Linked DNA regions of Homo sapiens: region 2 is linked to region 1. Evidence: chromatin contacts called from ENCODE Hi-C or POLR2A ChIA-PET data. All regions are on one chromosome and are shown on one strand. The core of a region is the stretch at or near the end of the contact, and the rest is flanking DNA. Distances in the headings are between cores, read along the strand shown.

Region 1 (5,506 bases), core at 1,833-4,332:
GATACCATTTCTGCTGAAACTATTCCCAAAAAAACTGAGGAAGAGGGACTCCTCCCTAACTAAATCTCTGAGGCCAACTTACCCTGATAGCAAAACCTGGCAGAGACACAATGAATAAGGAACACTTCAAGCCAATATACTTGATGAACATCAATGTAAAAATCCTCAATGAAATACTGACAAACCAAATCCCACAGCACATCAAAAAGTATATCTGCCACAATCAAATAGGCTTTATTCCTGGGATATCAGGTTGGTTCAACATACACAAATCAATAAATGTGATTCATCACATCAACAGAACCAAAGACCAATACCACATGATTATCTTAATAGATACAGAAAAGGCTTTTGATAAAATTCAACACTCCTTCATTATGAAAAACTTTCAGCACACTAGGTATTGAAGGAACATACTTCAAAATAATAATAGCCATCTATGACAAAACCAGAGCCAACATCATACTGAAAGGGCAAAAGCTGGAAGCATTCCCCTTGAAAACCTGCACAAGAAAAGGATGCCCTCTCTCACCACTCCTATTCTAAATGGCCTTGGAAATCCTGTCCAGGGCAATCAGACAAGAGAAAGAAATAAAGGGAATCCAAATAAAAAGAGAGGAAGTCAAACTATCCCTGTTGGCAGACAACATGATCCTATATCTAGAAAACCCCATAATCTCAGTCCAAAAGCTCCTTAAGTTGATAAATAAGTTGAGCAAAGTCTCAGGATAAAAAATAATGTGCAAAAATCACAAAAATATTCCTATACACCAACAGTCAAGCTGAGAGCCAACTTAGGAATGCAACCTCATTCACGATTGCAACAAAAAATAAAGTAAAATACCTAATAATACAGCTAACCAGGGAAATGAAATATCTCTACAAAGAGAAGTACAAAACACTGTACAAAGAAATAAGGGATGACACAAACACATGGAAATACATTCCATGCTAATGGATTGGAGGACTTGATATTGTTAAAGTGGCTATAGTCTCCAAAGCAATTTATAGATTCAATGCTATTCCTATTAAACTACCATTGAAATTCTTCACAGAACTAGAGAAAACTTTTAAAATTCATATGGAACCAAAAAAGAGCACAAATAGCCAAGGCAATTCTAAGCAAAAGGAAAAAAGCTAGAGGTATCATGCTACCCAATGTCAAACTGTACTACAAGGCTACAGTAATCAAAACAGCATGGTACTGATACAAAAACAGACACACAGACCAATGGAACAGAATAGAGAAGCCAGAAATAAGGCCACATACCTACAACTATCTGATCTTTGACAGATCTGACAAAAAGAAGCAATGGTAAAAGAATTCTCTATTCAATAAATGGTGCTGGGATAATTGGCTAGCCATATGCAGAAGATTGAAACTGGACCCCTTCCTTACACCATGTACAAAAATTAACTCAAGATGAATTAAAGGCTTAAGTGTAAAACCCAAAACTATAAAAACCCTGGAAGACAACCTAGGCAATATCATTCTGGGCATAAGAATGGGCAAAGATTTCATGACAAAGGCACCAAAAGCAATTGCAACAAAAGCAAAAATGAATAAATGGGGTCTAATTAAATTTTAGAGATTCTGCTCAGCCAAATAAATAAATAAATAAAACATCAATGAAATAAACAGACAACCTACAGAATGGGAGAAATTTTCCACAAACTATGCATCTGACAAAGGAACTAAAGGAACATCTATAAGGAACTTAAACAAATTTACAAGCAAAAAAAAAAAAAAAAGAACTTCATTAAAAAGTGGACAAAAGACAGGAACAGTCACTTTTCAAAAGAAGATGTGCATGCAGCCAATAATGATATTTTTTAAAAAAGCTCAACATCACTAATCACTAGAGAAATTCAAATCAAAAGCACATTGAGATACCATCTCATACCAGTCAGAATGGCTATTAGTAAAAAGTCAAAAAAGTAACAGATGCTGGTAAGATTGTGGAGAAGAAGGAACACTTATATACTGTTAGTGGGAGTGTAAATTAGTTTAACCATTGTGGAAGACAGTGTGGCAATTTCTCAAAGACCTAAAGACAGAAATGCCATTTGACCCAGCAATTCCATTACTGGGTACATACCCAAGGTAATACAAATCATTCTATTATAAAGACACATGCATGCCTATGTTCACTGCAGCACCATTCACAATAGCAAAGACATGGAATCAACCTAAATGCCCATCACTGATAGACTGGATAAAGAAAATGTTGTACATATACACCATGGAATACTATGCAGCCATAAAAAGAATGAGATCATGTTCTTTGCAGCAACATGGATGGAGTTGGAGGCCATTATCCTTAGCAAACTAACTCAGGCACAGAAAACCAAATACTGCATGTTCTCACTTATAAGTGCGAGCTAAATGATGAGAACACATGGATACACAAAGGGAAACAATAGATACTAGGGTTTCCTTGAGAGTGCAGGGTGAGAGGTAGGAGAAGATCAGGAAAAATAAGTAATGAGTACTACGTTTAATACCTGGGTGACAAAATAATCTTACAACAAACCCCCATGACACAAGTTTACCTATATAACAAATCTACACATGTACCCTTGAACATAAAATAAAGGTTAAATAAAAAGAAAATCTTTCGGGGGGAGGAGCCAAGATGGCCGAATAGAAACAGCTCCGGTCTACAGCTCCCAGCATGAGCGACGCAGAAGACTGGTGATTTCTGCATTTCCATCTGAGGTACCGGGTTCATCTCACTAGGGAGTGCCAGAAAGTGGGCGCAGGTCAGTGGGTGCGTGCACCATGTGCGAGCCGAAGCAGGGCGAGGCATTGCCTCACTTGGGAAGCGCAAGGGGTCAGGGAGTTCCCTTTCCAAGTCACAGAAAGGGGTGACGCACCTGGAAAATCGGGTCACTCCTACCCGAATACTGTGCTTTTCCGACTGGCTTAAAAAACGGCACACCATGAGATAATATCCCGCACCTGGCTCAGAGGGTCCTACGTCCACGGAGTCTCGCTGATTGCTAGCACAGCAGTCTGAGATCAAACTGCAAGGCGGCAGCGAGGCTGGGGGAGGGGCGCCCGCCATTGCCCAGGCTTGCTTAGGTAAACAAAGCAGCTGGGAAGCTCCAAATGGGTGGAGCCCACCACAGCTCAAGGAGGCCTGCCTGCCTCTGTAGGCTCCACCTCTGGGGGCAGGGCACAGACAACAAAAAGACAGCAGTAACCTCTGCAGACTTAAATGTCCCTGTCTGACAGCTTTGAAGAGAGCAGTGGTTCTCCCAGCACGCAGCTCGAGATCTGAGAACGGGCAGACTGCCTCCTCAAGTGAGTCCCTGACCCCTGACCCCCCAGCAGCCTAACTGGGAGGCACCCCCCAGCAGGGGCACACTGACACCTCACAGGGCAGTGTATTCCAACAGACCTGCAGCTGAGGGTCCTGTCTGTTAGAAGGAAAACTAACAAACAGAAAGGACATCCACACCAAAAACCCATCTGTACATCACCATCGTCAAAAACCAAAAGTAGATAAAACTACAAAGATGGGGAAAAAACAGAACAGAAAAACTGGAAACTCTAAAAAGCAGAGCGCCTCTCCTCCTCCAAAGGAACGCAGTTCCTCACCAGCAACAGAACAAAGCTGGATGGAGAATGACTTTGACGAGCTAAGAGGAGAAGGCTTCAGACGATCAAATTACTCTGAGCTACAGGAGGACATTCAAACCAAAGGCAAACAAGTTGAAAACTTTGAAAAAAATTTAGAAGAATGTATAACTAGAATAACCAATACAAAGAAGTGCTTAAAGGAGCTGATGGAGCTGAAAACCAAGGCTCAAGAACTACATGAAGAATGCAGAAGCCTCAGGAGCCGATGCAATCAACTGGAAGAAAGGGTATCAGCAATGGAAGATGAAATGAATGAAATGAAGCGAGAAGGGAAGTTTAGGGAAAAAAGAATCAAAAGAAATGAGCAAAGCCTCCAAGAAATATGGGACTATGTGAAAAGACCAAATCTACGTCTGATTGGTGTACCTGAAAGTGATGCGGAGAATGGAACCAAGTTGGAAAACACTCTGCAGGATATTATCCAGGAGAACTTCCCCAATCTAGCAAGGCAGGCCAACATTCAGATTCAGGAAATACAGAGAACGCCACAAAGATACTCCTCGAGAAGAGCAACTCCAAGCCACATAATTGTCAGATTCACCAAAGTTGAAATGAAGGAAAACATGTTAAGGGCAGCCAGAAAGAAAGGTCGGGTTACCCTCAAAGGGAAGCCCATCAGACTAACAGCGGATCTCTCGGCAGAAACCCTACAAGCCTGAAGAGAGTGGGGGCCGATATTCAACATTCTTGAAGAGAAGAATTTTCAACCCACAATTTCATATCCAGCCAAACTAAGCTTCATAAGCGAAGGAGAAATAAAATACTTTACAGACAAGCAAATGCTGAGAGATTTTGTCACCACCAGGCCTGCCCTAAAAGACCTCCTGAAGGAAGCGCTAAACATGGAAAGGAACAACCGGTACCACCCACTGCAAAATCATGCCAAAATATAAAGACCATCGAGACTAGGAAGAAACTGCATCAACTAACGAGCAAAATAACCAGCTAACATCAAAATGACAGGATCAAATTCACACATAACAATATTACCTTTAAATGTAAATGGACTAAATGCTCCAATTAAAAGACACAGACTGGCAAATTGGATAAAGAGTCAAGACCCATCAGTGTGCTGTATTCAGGAAACCCATCTCACTTGCAGAGACACACATAGGCTCAAAATAAAAGGATGGAGGAAGATCTACCAAGCAAATGGAAAACAAAAAAAGGCAGGGGTTGCAATCTTAGTCTCTGATAAAACAGAATTTAAACCAACAAAGATCAAAAGAGACAAAGAAGGCCATTACATAATGGTAAAGGGATCAATTCAACAAGAAGAGCTAACTATCCTAAATATATATGCACCCAGATTCATAAAGCAAGTCCTGAGTGACCTACAAAGAGACTTAGGCTCCCACACCTTAATAATGGGAGACTTTAACACCCCACTGTCAACATTAGACAGATCAACGAGACAGAAAGTCAACAAGGATACCCAGAAATTGAACTCAGCTCTGCACCAAGCGGACCTAATAGACATCTACAGAACTCTCCACCCCAAATCAACAGAATATACATTTTTTTCAGCACCACACCACGCCTATTCCAAAATTGACCACATACTTGGAAGTAAAGCTCTCCTCAGCAAATGTAAAAGAACAGAGATTATAACAAACTATCTCTCAGACCACAGTGCAATCAAACTAGAACTCAGGATTAAGAATCTCACTCAAAACGACTCAACTACATGGAAACTGAACAACCTGCTCCTGAATGACTACTGGGTACATAATAAAATGCAGGCAGAAATAAAGATGTTCTTTGAAACCAACGAGAACAAAGACACAACATACCAGAATCTCTGGGACGCATTCAAAGCAGTGTGTAGAGGGAATTTATAGCACTAAATGCCCACAAGAG
Region 2 (4,885 bases), core at 2,099-4,598, 43 kb after region 1:
CTTGGGAGGCTGAGGCAGGACGATGGCTTGAGCCCGAGAGGTCGAGACTGTAGCGAGCTGTGATCATGTCACTGCACTCCAGCATGGGTGAGAGTGAGACCTTGTCTAAAAAAAAGATGATCTGAAGTACTGTAGAATTTTATGTTTCTTTTGTTTCTTTTTTGTATCCTTCCCACACAACCCTAACGTGGTTACTTCCAACAATACCCACAGGTAATGCCGCCACAGCCCCAGCAGAAGTCTGGTTAACCAGAGCTCCAGTTAAGACATCAAAACTAGTTCCAAAGTCTAGAAAAATCTCAGCATCAATCAGTTAGCCCAATGTTTCCAGCGCAGGTGTGTCCAGTTCAAGAACTTCATCTTTGATGATTCCTTATCTCTTTCAGGCAGTGAGGCAATAGAAGGAGAGAAGAAAGAGAATAAATGCTACATATATGTCATTTCATTTCCACACTCTCTATCATCATCATTCTAATATCATATGGTATTGTTGCATTTTCCTGTTCCAATGGCCATCAGAATGGATCTTTAGTTAATGCCAATTGTCTACTGTATATATAATCATTACAGAATGAAAAGAGAGGAGTAAGCATAAATGATTAGAAGTTGTTCAAATTTCTTCAGAAAAGGTTCTTAGAATAAGAGCCTCTACTGGGGCCAGGTGCGGTGGCTCACGCCTGTAATCCTGGCACTTGGAGACGCCAAGGAGGGCAAATTACTTAAACACATGAGTTCAAGACCAGCCTGGGCAACATAGTGAAACCTCATCTCTATTAAAAATACAAAAATTAGCCAAGCGTGGTGGCGCACACCTGTAGTCCCAGCTACTCGGAAGGCTGAGACACGAGAATTGCTTGAACCAGGGTGATAGAGGTTGCAGTGAGCCAAGATCACCCCACTGCACTCCAGCCTTTGTGACAGAGTGAGACCCTGTCCCCCCAAAAAATAAATAAATAAATAAATAAATAAATAAATAAATAAATAGAGTCTCAGTTGGTGTTGACAAGTGAAATGAAGACCCAGGACATGGCAGAAAGGAAGACAGAAATTACCCTAGTTAGAGAAAGTACATTGAGATGAGGCAAAACCAATCAGATAGAAGCAGCTCATGAAAAGGTGTGCATCAAGAGATGCAGACACTTATATGAAGCTGGCATGGGCATTCCATGGAGGTCATTAGAGTTCATGGGCAGAAATGTGAATTTCATTCCTGAAGTAACTGAGAAATCATTAGAGCAAATTTGACCAATTATAATTAACCCTATTGGGCCAGCCAGGGGCAGAAACATACTTCCATCCTCTTTTCCAGACCTCAACTCCATAAGAAGTTAATTTGTATTGCACAACCCAGTCTTCTGGCTTAGACAGAAACATTTCGTTTTTTAGAAATTACCAAAAATATTTATAGCTTGACTAAGCTAATTTAAAACACACAGCAAAAGCATGGCATGCCTTACGTTCTCTGGGCTGCATATCTCTAAGCCCGCGTGATGGCTTTGTCGAGAGCACTCTATTAAAAGCAACACTCTCCATTCACCAGGACTGTTGCATAGATTACATAGGACCTCTTTTGTTCATTAGGTAACTGTCTAGCATGGAGACGCAATTGTTTCCTGTCATGTTTTCTTCAGAACCTAAACTTTCGAGGCATTCGGGCCTTGAGCAAGCGCCTGAGCTCATCTCAGGGTGAGGTATTTCGTGTACTGACCCAGCAAAATATTTTATAATCCATTTCCTAATCCAGGAAAAGCTGAGTCTTACCCTTGCATAAACCCAAAATTTGCCCTGAAAAACAAATGTGATTAAATAAAACAATTGGAAAAAGATTTGCTTTGTTCTGCTGCTAAGATTCAACATTTGCCCAATAGCCACAGCCAGCCTAGCCATCAGGAATCGTGGCCAAGGTATGCAGGCAGCCAAGCTCATTCCTTCACACCTGACACAGACACCAGACTTTTCTGCATCTCTTCCTGGCCCTTTAGGAGAAGCAGAGACTACTATTGGTTCCTTTACTATCAAAGACAGACACCAAAAGCTCCTCAAATCTCCAGAGAATGTGAAGTTTATCATTTCTAAGTATACTGGACAAACTCTTTTTTTTTCTGATTTAACTAGTAATATGTCATCTGGAAAAGCTATTTTGTCATAAATTAGAAAGAGCATCAAGAAGAAATAAAAATTATTTTGCTCCAACATGTACATGGAGAAAAGGTAAGTGGAAGAGCAGAGGGGAGGGGAAGGGAGGCCATTAGCAAAGGCCACCACTAGCTAAGGTTTGTGCTGGAAACTTCTTTAAGCAGATGTTGATTTCACATGCTGCATTTGATACACGTGTCTCCTGATAAAAGCAAAGGGAATGAAATTACAAAGTCCAACACTGTCATCACCACAAAGCAATATGCAAATTATGGTCTTAAAATAAGTGTCTGAGAGACCTGGGTAGTTTCATCCATACAAAGGCAATTTCTTTGTCATCCTCTTACTGATTAACTACACTAATCTCCGGTGAAGCGAGCTTGGGATTCCTACAAAGTACAATGTTGTGATCCATGACATTTAAGACATGGAAGGGGCCTCTCCAGAAATGAGCCACTGGGCTGAGCCTGGGCAGAAAATAGACTGCAATGAGTCACACAATGTAAGACGGCACAAAAGATGATTCACCATGTCTAAAGGAAAATAAATAGGAGTGAATGGCTAGTGTACTCAGGGAAACTCAGTCCCAATGGGCAGAGTTTATTGGTCTGCATCACTCTGAGTTCCGTCATGGAGCTGTTGGGATGAGGTGATGGTGCTGGAAATGCTGAAACGGTGAGGGGGTGAGGAAGCAGCTCCTTTTGGGGCAGTAGCAGTGCAGTAGCTGCTTGTTTCCAGTTAAGGATCTCTGTGGCAGGGGGATACATCCGCACTGGATGCTCTGAAGTGTATGATGTGAAATGATTTATCCAGAAGGCTGCACAGCTGGCATCAGATAAAACATTTGGAACCACTTTAGCTGTGCATTACCTAGAGGCAGCATTCTCTTCCTCGATGCTGAATTTAAACCATTCCTGTCATTTCAGACTCTCTAATGAAATCTGTTTCTCACAGGATGTCTCTGTCTTGGAAATGGCATGTGGTCTCCTTGCAAAATGAAAAGGAATTTAAAGCATATAAATCACCTGTTTTTCTTCCTCTCTCACCCTACACACACACACACACACACACACACATACACACAGACACACACACACACACACCCTTTCTGTTAAAAAAATTTCAGAACAGAAGAAGAAAAGCATGGAAGTGATAAAGGTATGCTTCTCAGAACAGGGAATGGTGAGGGAGGAGTGGCTACTGCCTGTCAATAGCTCACAAGCAGCAATGCTGACTGCCAAATGACTCATGCAAAAGTCCCAGAGGGATCGGTTCCCTCAGTCGCCCTTTAGGAGAGAGAGACAGAAAACGTGATATAAATGTTCCCACAGAATCACGGCTTTGTCAGATCCAAGGCTTATGCTGCTGCTCACTATGCTGGAGTGTAAATAAGTTGATGTGCCCTATCGTAGCTAAAAACCTAACAGAAAACATTCAAAACACTCACATACATACTTGTACACAATTCAAGCTCCAATGCGAAAGTATAAATAGTCTGAGTCTCTCCTGTTCTATGCTTGAATATTAAAGTAAGTTTTAAAGCCTTCCAATATTACTTGATGCAATTTAAAAGCTAAATCTATATTGTGATATTACTATCTTTATCTCAACTATAATTCCAAAACCACTTCAAGAAACTAAAAATCAAGTTTAAGCAGAACCCAGGAAGGGCTGCAGTTTGAAGTCTAAACACAAATGCTCTTTACTATTGGTAAATAGGGGCCTTACTTCCATTGATTATAAGCCACAGTTACAAGAACACCACATCTTTAACTTTTCCCATATACCTTGGTTTTCCATGGTGATGATGCTACTGCTTACCATAGTTCTTCACCTCGCCTGGAATTAGCCAAAGAATTGGATGCTATTTTCAAGGGTGCTAGAAAAGACACCTAGGGCTCGGCCCAATTTGTAACAGTACAACAAATGGTTAGTGAGCCTTGTTTGTCTGAGTACCCTCCTTCCTCCACACAATGTGGCTCAGAAACAGCAGCTAAGTAGAGGCTTCTGTGCCCCTCTCTTAAGGTGAACAGACAGGGAGGACACCAGGAGCCCTTATCAATGATGGTTCAGTGAGAAATGGGAAGAGTTTTGTTGTTTTTTGTTTAAAGAAGCAGACCCTCTGAATACTTTCCTAGAGAGCCCAAACCATTCAGGTTGCTTGATCTCTTGAGTTGCCAGGGTTTTCTATCCAGGCCTTTGGCCAAAACTGCTGTGGTCACCATGCATTGTGAGATTACAGTGCTCAAATAGTTAATGTGGCTGAAAGCTTCCACTGGACATTTTATGGGAGGTGACACAAAGCCACTGGGGAAGAAACTGGTTCTTCATAGGAAGTCCTAAAGCCCTACACCATAAATCACTTCAGGTGTCAAAACATCTTCTTAAGCCACATCATCAATGTTTCTGGCTTTCATTAACACAAGCAAAACCACCTGCAGTCCTCACTACCAAAACTAAGAGCTTTAGTCTTCCTGAGGTTCTACCATGTTTCTTATCCATATTAATTATTGCAGAAACACCTAAACCCTTCACTCATTGCTTAGTGTCAGGCTTGCCATCTAAAGTATGTTTTCAGAAATGTCAAGCAGTTTTTGGCCACCGAGTGTATGTCAGTGTATTCTGGCGGATACAAATTATTGTTTTGCGTTACTTACCATATTATCTTGCAATAAAAGACCTGCAAACTCATCACAAGATCAACTGCAAAGTCATCTACAGAATGTAACCATATCTATAATGACAAAGA

The links. A loop is a pair of places that touch in the nucleus more often than their neighbours do. ChIA-PET counts read pairs that join two places held with the same protein, here RNA polymerase II (POLR2A). Pooled maps may share reads with other maps.
Region 2: a map of Caco-2 shows a loop between it and region 1 (2.8-fold over the local background). The contact joins the enhancer-like site here to the promoter of LINC02542 in region 1. A Hi-C loop is called at or near these places in 2 of 168 maps with a recorded cell type or tissue (Caco-2 and ovary) and 6 of 50 pooled maps. POLR2A ChIA-PET finds 5 or more read pairs at or near these places in 4 of 52 experiments (Caco-2, HepG2, SK-N-SH and 1 more).

The regions. Positions count from the first base shown.
Region 1 is chr6:82,098,683-82,104,188 of GRCh38, forward strand. It overlaps LINC02542 (long intergenic non-protein coding RNA 2542), which reads right to left and starts at 3,083. Exons shown (of 4, transcript NR_149135.1): 1 at 2,878-3,083. All of the region lies in intron 3 of LOC107986617 (a long non-coding RNA gene), which reads left to right.
Region 2 is chr6:82,141,748-82,146,632 of GRCh38, forward strand. No RefSeq gene overlaps it. Among named protein-coding and RNA genes, the nearest start is that of LINC02542, 42 kb to the left of the region's middle. RefSeq lists an enhancer at 2,439-3,638. Within about 2 kb of position 3,349, at least 13 of the 41 ENCODE cell types and tissues checked have a DNase peak (open chromatin) inside an H3K27ac peak, as active enhancers do.